Regions from separate parts of the Homo sapiens genome. Here region 1 is linked to region 2. The links are chromatin loops, found by intact Hi-C in ENCODE. Cell type or tissue: PC-3. All regions are shown on one strand. Links, peaks and the distances in the headings refer to the core of each region. The heading gives the core; the rest is flanking DNA.

Region 1 (5,304 bases), core at 1,814-4,313, 600 kb after region 2:
TTTAAAATTAGCAAGTGAAAAAGGAGGTACAATACCATTTCTGGGGATAAGTAGGACCAGGTTTGGGTTTTTTTTCTTGCTCTATCAAGACTGAGAAGTTCAGTAGTCAGGGGACAAGGTTTCATATTTTCCTTGTATACCTCCCAGGGTTTAGTTGATCATGGTCACAGAGAAAGTTTAGTAACAAAGAAGTGAAACCACCCACACTCATGCAAGGAGAAGGGGATTTGTTGCATGGATACAGGAAAGAGTGCCCAGAAACTACTTGAAAGAGCTACTCTTTCTTTCCTTCAGAGATATGGCCGTCTCTTATTTCTCTCTATCCCCTGGTCTCTATGGTCGCTGGTTTTCACACCTTTCTCTCCTCTTCTTGCTCAACTCAACTTCCTCCACTTGCAACAAAGCCCAGCAGAGCCGCTGGAGCCAAATCTACCCAATCCTCTAGTTTCTTCTCCTAATTCAGATGAGAGAAAGTGAGTTTACGTTATTGGCTCTGGGTCACATGCCTGCCTGAGCCCACTCAGCTGACACTGGAGATGTGGAAAACAGTGGCCATGTGACACACCATGTGGACACAGATCCCCCACTTCAACATAGGGTCTTCCCTCTGCCCACTGCTCTGTGATGTTTGGCCCAATGTAGTTTTTTTGTTTTTTTGTTTTTTTTTGTTTTTTTTTTGAGACACGGTCTCACTTCATCACCACCCAAGCTAGAGTGCAGTGGCACAATCATTGCTCATTGCAGACTCAACCTCCAGGACTCAGATGATCCTCTGAGCTCAGCTTCCCAAGTAGCTGGGAGTATAGGCTCACACCATGACACCCAGATAATTTTTATTTTGGTAGAGATGGGGTCTCATTATGTTGCCCAGGCTGGTCTTGAACTCCTAGCCTCAAGCAATCTTCCTCCTCAGCCCCTCAAATTGCTGGGATTACAGGTATGAGCCACTGTGCTGGCCCCAGTGTAGAATTCTGACATTCATGAGCTATAAGGATACATACTATTTACAAATACTTTTAAAACTCACTTCACAAGATTTGTAGGTCAACTGGAACATCAGTTAAGGCTTTTATCCAAGACAATTAATCAAATAATGGAGCATTTCTCTAAACTTAATGCTGGCATGACATGAATGCCAGGTTACAAAGCTTCCTGTCAGAGGGCCTGAAAGTGTACTAACTTCTTATAAATGCCTGTGATAAACACCCAGCTGTAACCAAGCCCAGAACACCCCACCTCCTCTTTCTTTCATTTGCAGTACAATCTCATAATGAAAAGCCAATAGAATCTGCCAGGTTATAGAGGAGATTAAAAAGAGATGAGGGCTCAATCCACAGTCCTCTCTAAGCTTAGCCTTTCCCTGGTGATTCCTAAGTCTAGAAAACAACCCAATTAGCTACGTTATACTACTTTTTCATATCAGGTCTGGAGGGCTATACTTTCATTAACTTTGTGGAAATTAAAATTACCACTGAGGAGCTCTGGATTTTGCTACAATATTAGCCAATTCTCTCTTTCAAGAGCCCTCTTGTGTTTTGCTCATGCAGTTGTGATTAAAACAGTTCCCTCTGTTCATGGGAATAAGTTCTTCTCCCACGACCATCACTAAGCCAGTGAGAAAAAAACTCAACTGTGGTCCCTGCAATAACCACTTGGAAAGTACAGGATCTAAAAAATATAATTGTGTGTAATTCTCACAAACGGTGGCTTTGTATCTTGTCCCTGCCTCCTCATAAATACACTACCTACTTGGGCAACATGACACCTCTTGAATTCCTGTCAGGTTACATCTGCCTAGAAAGCTTTTCCTCCCCATCTCTCATGGTCAAAGTCCTACCAGGCTTCCAATGCCCTTCCTCAGTTCTTCATGAAGCCTTCCTTATCTCCCACTTAGAAGTCCCCGTGCCCCAAGTCTCTCAGAGCCCTCCCGTGAGCACTTGCCCTTCTCTTCTGTAAGGCCTTGAGGTCTGGGGAGCAGGCCCATGTCCCCACTCCCATAGCACCTGGCTAGTGCAAGGTGACCCTAATTAAGTGTTAAATGAACCACTGAATGCACCCTTCAGGCTCTGGGTCTAGCCTCAGACTTCAGATTTGTTTCTTCCAGGTGAAAATGCTCTGCTTCAGTTATCACAATTGTGTCAGTAGTCGGGGCTGTCACAAGGCGAACCTCAAAATTTGGGTTCAGCCTGGGAGGTCACATGGGTCGTTGGCTTCATGTAGAAAGGAATTCAAAAGCCAGCCTACAGAGTAAAGTAAAAGCAAGTTTATTAAGAAAGTAAAGGAGTAAAGGATACTCGATAGAGCAGCCCTGAGGACTACTGGTTGGCTATTTTTATGGTTATTTCTTGATCGTGCGCTAAAAAAGAGACAGATTGTTCATGAGTTTTCCGGGAAAGGGGTGGGGAATTCCCAGAACTGAGGGTTCCTCCTCCTTTTAGGCCATATAGGGTAGTTTCCAGACATTGCCATGGTATTTGTAAACTGTCATGGCGCTGGTGGGAGTGTCTCTTAGCATGTTAATGCATTATAATTAGCATATGACCAGTAGTGAGGACCACGAGAGGTCACGTTCATGGCCCCCTTGGTTTTGGTAGGCATCTCTTTTTATCAGGGGAGGTTTTTGCGACCCATACCTTGCAAAACCAGTCCTACCAAACTCCTATCTCAGGGCTGCCCAATTTTTGGCTAATCTGACCATTTATAGAAGGAAAATGCATTTTCTCCTTCAGTTCAGAAAATAATTAGAAATTGTCTCCCTTTAGACTTATCTGTGTACTATTAATTCACCACCTTTAAACGAAGCTTTTAGAAAATGTGTAATATTAGTACTCTTGCAGATATTTTTTCAGATTTCCCAGATGTAAAATAAACACATGTAATTCTTTCCACACTACAACATAAATACATATTTCACTCCAGGGATAAATTGGCCTATGTTCATGTAAATTTAGTAGCAATAAAAGGTAACCGGCAGCCTGAGGAAATGCTCACTGGCTCCCTTCCTAGGCTTCTGACTGTATACTTCACCCTCTGTGCCACCCCAACGCATCAGGAACCCAAACCTACATACACCTCTAAACAAGGCAATTCCTCTAGTTAAAACAATAATATTGCTTCGAATTGAAATATATGCTAGATTTTAATCAAGCTCCATTTATTTCACAAACAATTTCCTCAGCATTCACATTGGGTAGGTATTACCCCTTAAAGGGTCTTAGAGCTCTGAAAAGTTAATCTGAAGAACAATGACCATTTTTGCCCATTCCATTGCTGCCCCCTGCTGACAAAAGAATGGACACCTTTGGCAGACACTGCACTTTCCTGAGAAGACGGCAGCCGCGGAAAAATAAGCCAACTGAACTACTGAGTGCCAAGCCCCATGGAAAATAAGAAAGGGGCCCTTAAGAAGTGGTACCCAAATGGTCTTAAGAATGAACAGAGGAGACAAAACATGCAAGCATGAAATAATCAAAGAACAGACGGCTGGGCACGGTGGCTCAAGCCTGTAATCCCAGCACTTTGGGAGGCCGAGGCGGGCAGATCACCTGAGGTCGAGAGTTTGAGACCAGCCTGACCAACATGGAGAAACCCCGTCTCTACTAAAAAACACAAAAAATTAGCCAGGTGTGGTGGTGCACACCTGTAATCCCAGCTACTCTGGATGCTGAATCAGCAGAATTGTTTGAACCCGGGAGACAGAGGTTGCAGTGAGCCGAGATCACGCCACTGCACTCCAGCCTGGGCAACAAGAGCAAAACTCCATCTCAAAAAAAAAAAAACAAAAAAAAAACAAAAAAAAACAGAATAAAAATATATTTTATTAAAAATATATTTTTATATTATAACTCATTATAAAAATATATTTTATTAAAAATATATTTTTATATTATAACTCATTATAAAAATATATTTTATTAAAAATATATTTTTATATTATAACTCATTATAAAAATATATGAGTTAGACTGTAGCTGTGCAGACTACAGGATTTGGGAAAAGGAGAGGCAGATGAAGATGGAGACGCCATATAGGCTGTCAGTTCCCAACCTTTTCACCACTAAGGAACCCCACCTCACCCACTTCTTGCTTTCAGTTATTTGTCTACATAAGAAAACCAGATTTCCCAGCAAATGCTCACTTAACTCCAGCCAAGAGCAAAGAAACAGATAACTGCTTGATTGTAGGTATTTTTAAATGGTGAAAATAGTTCATGGATCCCCTAAGAAGGTTCTGAAATCTATGGACCCTGCAATGCCATCTCAATGGGTTTTTCAAGGGGTTTGGGAATATCCACAAAATATATTTGATGACAAGGTTCTGCCTGTACCTAGAAGCATTTTCCTCCTAAGGAAAGAGTCCTTGACTTTCATTAGATTCTCAAAGAAACTTGTGGTCAAAGATAAAGCAATCAATAAAAAAACCAAAACTTGTAGTCTCAGGGATGTCAGGCAAGGGACTACTGATACAGATAAAGAGAAAAGGTGCAGGGAGCATTTTCCCATTTCTGTCCTGAGAGGCTAATGTTCAGGTTTAAACTGAATTTTAAAATGCCTATTTTTCCTTTCCTCTGGAAAAAAGTTGGGGGACGGGGGTTATACCAACTCTACAATGCTGTTAATGCCATATCATTCCCCATCAACAATTTCAAAGATTAAAAAATAATCGACCCAAATAGCCCATTTCTTAAGCATTTATCCTGTGTGGTCTGTTCTCCTTGATGAACAGGTCATCTCTGTTTGTAAAGCTGGTTTGAGAAACAGGAGTCCATTGTCTGACACTTGCTATGTTTACTATCAGCTAAAATGCCTGTAGGAACTAATTTTGAGGCCTGGCACGGTGGCTCACGCCTATAATCTCAACACTTTGGGAGGCCGAGGTGGGTGGATCATCTGAGCTCAGGAGTTCGAGACCAGCCTGACCAACATGGAGAAACCCCATCTCTACTAAAAATACAAAATTAGCCGGGCATGGAGGTGCATGCCTGTAATCCCAGCTACTTGGGAGGCTGAGGCAGGAGAATCGCTTGAACCCAGGAGGCGGAGGTTGCGGTGAACCAAGATCGCGTCATTGCACTCCAGCCTGGGCAACAAGGGCAAAACTCTGTCTCAAAAAAAAAGAAGGGAACTAGTTTTGAGCTCAGCTTCACGGAAAACTAACAATACATAATAAAATACGAGAAAATACAAGCTCCTACTCAGTTAATTTGTTTACTGGTCGAGGGAGCACCCCATTCTCCCCATTCTAGGAAGTGGCACAGTTTAGTGTCTAGGAGTGTAGGCTGAGGACACCACTTATTAACTGTAA
Region 2 (5,304 bases), core at 1,443-3,942:
GTTCAGGGTGTGGACAAAATGAATCCTTAGAGTTCTTTCCAGCCGGTAGCTACTTCCACACAATTATGATTCCTAATTAGTCCATGACCCAATCTTTAGATTTGCACATCTGATCTCCTAATTTAAAATTACATTTGTAAATGTTTATATTTTTATTATCTTAGTGGTTAAAACCTGGGACTCCACAGACAGTTGGACTTGGGTTTCAATTCCAGCTCAAAAATGTGTTAATGATGTAATCTTGGGCAAGTTAATTAACTTCTCTTAGCCTCAATTTTCCTGTCTGTAAAAGGAATATACAAATAATATTCTCAATAAATTATTATATTTGCAAATAATTTATATGAATAAATTATAACTAAATATTAAATAATATAAAAATCTCTCTATAGGGGTTGTTGTGAGGATGGCATGGTAGTAGGAAGTGCAGTCATTGTTAACATCAACATCATTATCTCCATGATCATATTCACTCCTACCGTCATAATGAATTTTTGCAAAAAACATAGAGGAAATCATCTTCATTTTCTTAAAAGAAAAATAGCCCACCCCAAGGAAACAGATGAGGGCCATTCATATATATATATATAATTAGTAAAGTAGTAAAGGCCAGTTTTGCCAGACTTAACCTTCCAGAGATACATTATGGGAGCTGTGCTAAAAGGGAATATAAGGGAAGTATATCACAAAGCCTAAGAATTTGTGGTAACTAGTAACAAAAACTGGGACAAAAGGAAACACATGCCAGCAAAGCAGGCTCAGGATTCTCTGAGGAAAGTTAGCAAAACCTGGACCGTGCAAGAAAGAAACCAGACTAAACCAGTGTAAAGGCCACTTGCTTGGGCTCAGTGTCTGAAAGTCAGCACTCCCTCCTTAGGGTGGAGACTTCAAGGTTATATCAGAATTTACTACATAACTTTTGTTGTGAGTTGTTACAGTGCTTTAAAGCTCATACAGTATGTAGTCAGTGTAACATAGTACTAAATTTAGGGTGCGGATTTGGTCACTCTTAGCTAATCTTTTTTATTGTCCCAAGAACATCCCAGGATTAAAAAAAAAAAATCTGAGAATGACTATAGATAGAAAATTGGAACCTGATGAACTGACGGTTTTATTTATAGTCCTAGAGTGGCCAAAATCAGATGAATACCTGATTTGTGCGTTCAGACACCGCATGTTATAACATGAACTGCTTTCTTCGACTCTGAAATAAAGTGAATCCTATTCATGGCAATCAGTTTAAAGTAATTCTTTAAGACACTTAATATTTATTTATTTATTACTATAAGTTCTAGAGTACATGTGCACGACGTGCAGGTTTGTTACGTATGTATACATGTGCCACGTTGGTGTGCTGCACCCATTAACTCTTCATTTACATTAGGTATATCTCCTAATGCTATCCCTCCCCCCTCCCCCCACCCCACGACAGGCCCCAGGGTGTGATGTTCCCCATCCTGAGGACACTTAATATTTAAAGCAGCATAATGTATTGCTTTCTAGAAAGCCCCAAATTCATGAAATCTAGCAAGCAGAAGTCTTGTCTATTTAACCAGCAATGAGGCATACAAAGAAGTTTTCCAAAAATAACAAAAACCAGAAATTACTTCTTCCTGGAGCTGCAGGGAATCATATTTACCAGCTTCACTGAATAATCAACTAAAAGTGGAATTCCTGAAGAAACACTGGCCATAACCAACAAGATACAGAAATCAACATCACGTGAAGCTATTGAGGCCCGTAGAGCAGTCACTACCCTGCAGAGATCAAAGGAAAGAAAACACTTCATTCTAGGAGCCTGAGAGCCACGCACGTCCAAGCGCTCTTATCCACACTCTCCTCATAGCTCTGCTGCAGATACCACTGAGTAAACCAGTCCCTGGCTAATTGTTCCCTTAACAGCAGAGAGTGAAGGATGATGACAGCAACAATAACATTAGCTGACACTCGTGAATGCTTACTATGTGCCAAGTACTTTTATAAGTGCTTTATTCTACACTAAAACATTTAATTTTCCCACAACACTATGAAGTAGGTGCTATTACGATATGCGTTTCACAGATAAGGTTGCTGAGGCATAGAAGAGTTAAATAACACAACCAAAGCCACACAGCTAATAAGAGACAAAGCGAGGACTTAAAATTGAGCTTTGACTCTAGAGCCTCCATTCTCAACCATCAATTTACTGCCTCTTGGAAAACGGAGGTGTTCTGGTTGATGTCCATTTTCCCCGGTGCTCAGAAGCTTCTCAAGTGTCTAAGCTAACCTAGCATGAATAAAAGGGGAGGGGTAGGAAAAGGGACAAAAAAAGCTTTGAGGAGAGAGAAATAGGATTGATTTAACAAGCAATCCTGTAGTTTAATTTCTATGCCTATTAAGTATAGCCGTTCTTCCCTTCAAACTTTTTTTTATAAGAGAACAGAACAAATTTTAATGGAAGTCAGGCAGAGAAAGGACAAGAGAGCAAGTAAATTGTTATCTGTAGATCATTGCACAAATGTAAGATATTCTTAGCAGTATTTGAAGCTGTAAGAAATTCAGAGAATGCAATGCAATTCTGCACAGACTAACTCACTGTTAGTCTGCTGAGTGTTTGGCCAGCGTGTTAACTCTTTGTGGCTTCTTGCAGTCTTTTACTGAAAAGTTATTTACTTTCCTGTATTCCTATTACCAAGGGTCTATTCAGGGAATGAAGAAAAAGAACGGCGATTCAGGAAGCAGATGGGGTGAGTGAGCTCAAGGTGAAAGAATGAGAACTAAGGTACTTACTCATTTGGCAAATATTTATTGAGCATTTCTTATATGTTATAAGTGCTAAGCATATAAGGAAAACTGAAATAGACCTCCTACCCTTAAAGAACTTACAGTCTTCTTCAGGGGTCAACATTTTTTTTTCTATAAAGGGCTAGATTGTATATGTATATATATGGCTGGGCAGGCCATAAGGTCTCTGTTACAACTACTCAACTCGCTATTGTGTCAGGAAAGCAGCCAAAGACAATATGTAAATGATGAGTGTGGCTGCATTCCAATAAAACTTTATTTTAAAATCAGGCAGTGAGCTGGATTTGGCCCAAGGGCCATAGTTTGCAAACCCTTGTTCTGGTAGACATCTCAAGAAAGGCTTACAGGAAAAACAATTTCTGTGTGGTTTTCTGTTCTGATCTGTTGAATTTAGCCTTGAACAACTTTTGTCCCAGTATCAAATCTTTGAATCTTATTTAGTTCCTCGAGGGTTTTGTAGCTGTTACTCCAGTCTTTTAGCACTGACTGTTGCTGGGGAAAATCTGTATCCAGCTGATTTTTTCCCCTAATAGGTGACTCCCCAGGTGATTCTTTCATTATCTCTGAGGTCCAGGAGACTTGTTAGGATATGTTGTAGTGATCCCAATATGAAAGGCTTTTTCTTTCCACAGGAGATTTTAGCCCATTTATGAGTACGGATATGACAAGTACTTTTATCATCCTATTTTATATTATGCTTTCTTTTTCTAGCTTCAAAACTTCTTTAACGTGTCATCTTTTGCTTTATATTTTGTGTTTCTTCTCATCTTTAGTACCATATGTATTTTTGTGCTAGCAGTTATCTTTATAACTGCAACTTATACACTACCTATTAATTTCTTACTATAAATGATGAATTTAATACATTTTCTCTTTCTCCTTCCTTCCTCCTTCACCTCTACTATCCACTTTTAGTCAATTATTTTATTTTATTTAATAGACACCTTTGTAATGGTTATGTAATATTTTAATAGTTACTATTTAATATGCTCTTTCATGTTTTTTGCTAAGGTCATGTTTGGTTTCTTCTTGTATTCTTACTACCTGCTGTGGACTGAACATTTGTGTCCCTCCAAAATTCATATGCTGAAGCCTAAATACTCTATGTGACAGTATTTGGGAGTGGGAACTTTAGGAGGTAATTAGGTCATCAGGGTGAAGCCCTCATGAATGGGATTAGTGTCTTTTAGAAGAGACAGGAGAGAGATAATGTTTCTTCTCCTCTCTATTATGTGAGGAAACACAGAGAAAATGGTCATTTCCAAATCAAGATGAGTGCCTTCACCAGATGTCAGATCAGCTGATGCCTTGATCTTAGACTTCCCGGCCTCCAGAAGTATGAGAAGTAAATTTCTGTTGTTTAGTCATTCCGTCTATGGTATTCTGTTTTAGCAGCCCAAACTGACTAAGGCACTATCTTTATTTTGAGCTCTTACATTTCTGCTTTTTGTTCTAGCTCCACAAAGGTGATGGGATTGTTAGGTTTATTTAGTCATAATGGAAAAATGGTTGCGATTATTATCTTTTTGATAGTAATATTTTTTTTCTAAACACGTATCTTTCTCGGCCACTGTTTACTATTGCTTCTCATCACTCTTTCTGGTTTCTTACACTGATCCTGTACTCTACATGTTTCATTACTCACCATTGAAGTTGATGGGTATTTTTTGCAACAATTATTGTGTAGATTTCTTGTTACAGGTGTACTTGAATATTGTTTGCTGTGTGTGTGTGTGTGTATTTATGTGTGTTTACCCTTTCCTTCTCCCCATCTAATGGAGATAGACAACTATAGGGTTTTTTGCAATGTAAGGACTTGTGTCTCCTCCACTGCCATGTAAACACCTTGCTTCCTGCAGATGTGGCTTACCTGTGTAATTCATTTAACCTCATCTCCTTTGTTTCTTGAAAGGAATACAGGTCTGGGGAGTTCCAGCAACCACTGGGATTTAGATATTTTTCACCTGAGTGTGTGCTTTCGCTTTTCATGGGTGACTTGTTTCTGGCCATCTCTAAGCTCTCTGGCCATGGTGTTTCTCTCTGCTTCATGCGTACCCCTTTGCTTGGGTTCCACCGCTTTTTATAGCACTTCCGCCAGTTTTGCAGTTTGGGGTTTTGCTGTTATTTAGTTTTTCTGAAAAAATGAGTTTGTATCTGTATCTTTCATTCTTTTTTCCTTTAGGGGAATGTATCCTTTAGGAGAATTTTCCTAGGGCATGTTGGCTTTGCTGTATTCAAAGCAAAAATCTCAATGTAAGTATCTAACTCAGGAATGTGAATGTGTGTGAAATTCTCAAAGTGACTAAAGGTAACCTAGGCTGGCTGAAGCTGAAACATGAAAACCAGAAAGAAAAAAAAATTCAGGTTAATTGTTTCCATATACCTGACTGCCTAAGTAAGCAACATCTTACTAAACAAAACATAGGAAGGCATCCAACCTATTGAGAGCAAAATGATCCTTACCAAACCTGTTCAAGTTCTTCAAAGAAAGACTGGAGGATGGGTGCGATCACAAGACCA

What was found. Hi-C counts contacts between places; a loop is a spot of excess contacts. Peaks named below come from ENCODE experiments on the same cell type or tissue, not always from the same donor. Only the 100,000 strongest peaks of a DNase experiment are listed, where the experiment ranks them.
Region 1: a loop joins it to region 2, with 8 times the contacts of the local background. A loop is called at or near these places in 2 of 110 quality-filtered maps.

The regions. Positions count from the first base shown.
Region 1 is chr3:31,765,680-31,770,983 of GRCh38, forward strand. All of the region lies in intron 4 of OSBPL10 (oxysterol binding protein like 10), which reads right to left. Among named protein-coding and RNA genes, the nearest start is that of OSBPL10-AS1, 64 kb to the left of the region's middle. In PC-3, for the core only: a CTCF peak has its summit at 3,260 (motif pointing left); no DNase peak of the experiment used is centred there.
Region 2 is chr3:31,163,744-31,169,047 of GRCh38, forward strand. No RefSeq gene overlaps it. Among named protein-coding and RNA genes, the nearest start is that of MIR466, 4.6 kb to the left of the region's middle. In PC-3, for the core only: no CTCF peak of the experiment used is centred there; DNase peaks (open chromatin) are centred at 2,708 and 3,048; H3K4me3 peaks cover 620 bases; H3K27ac peaks cover 1,720 bases.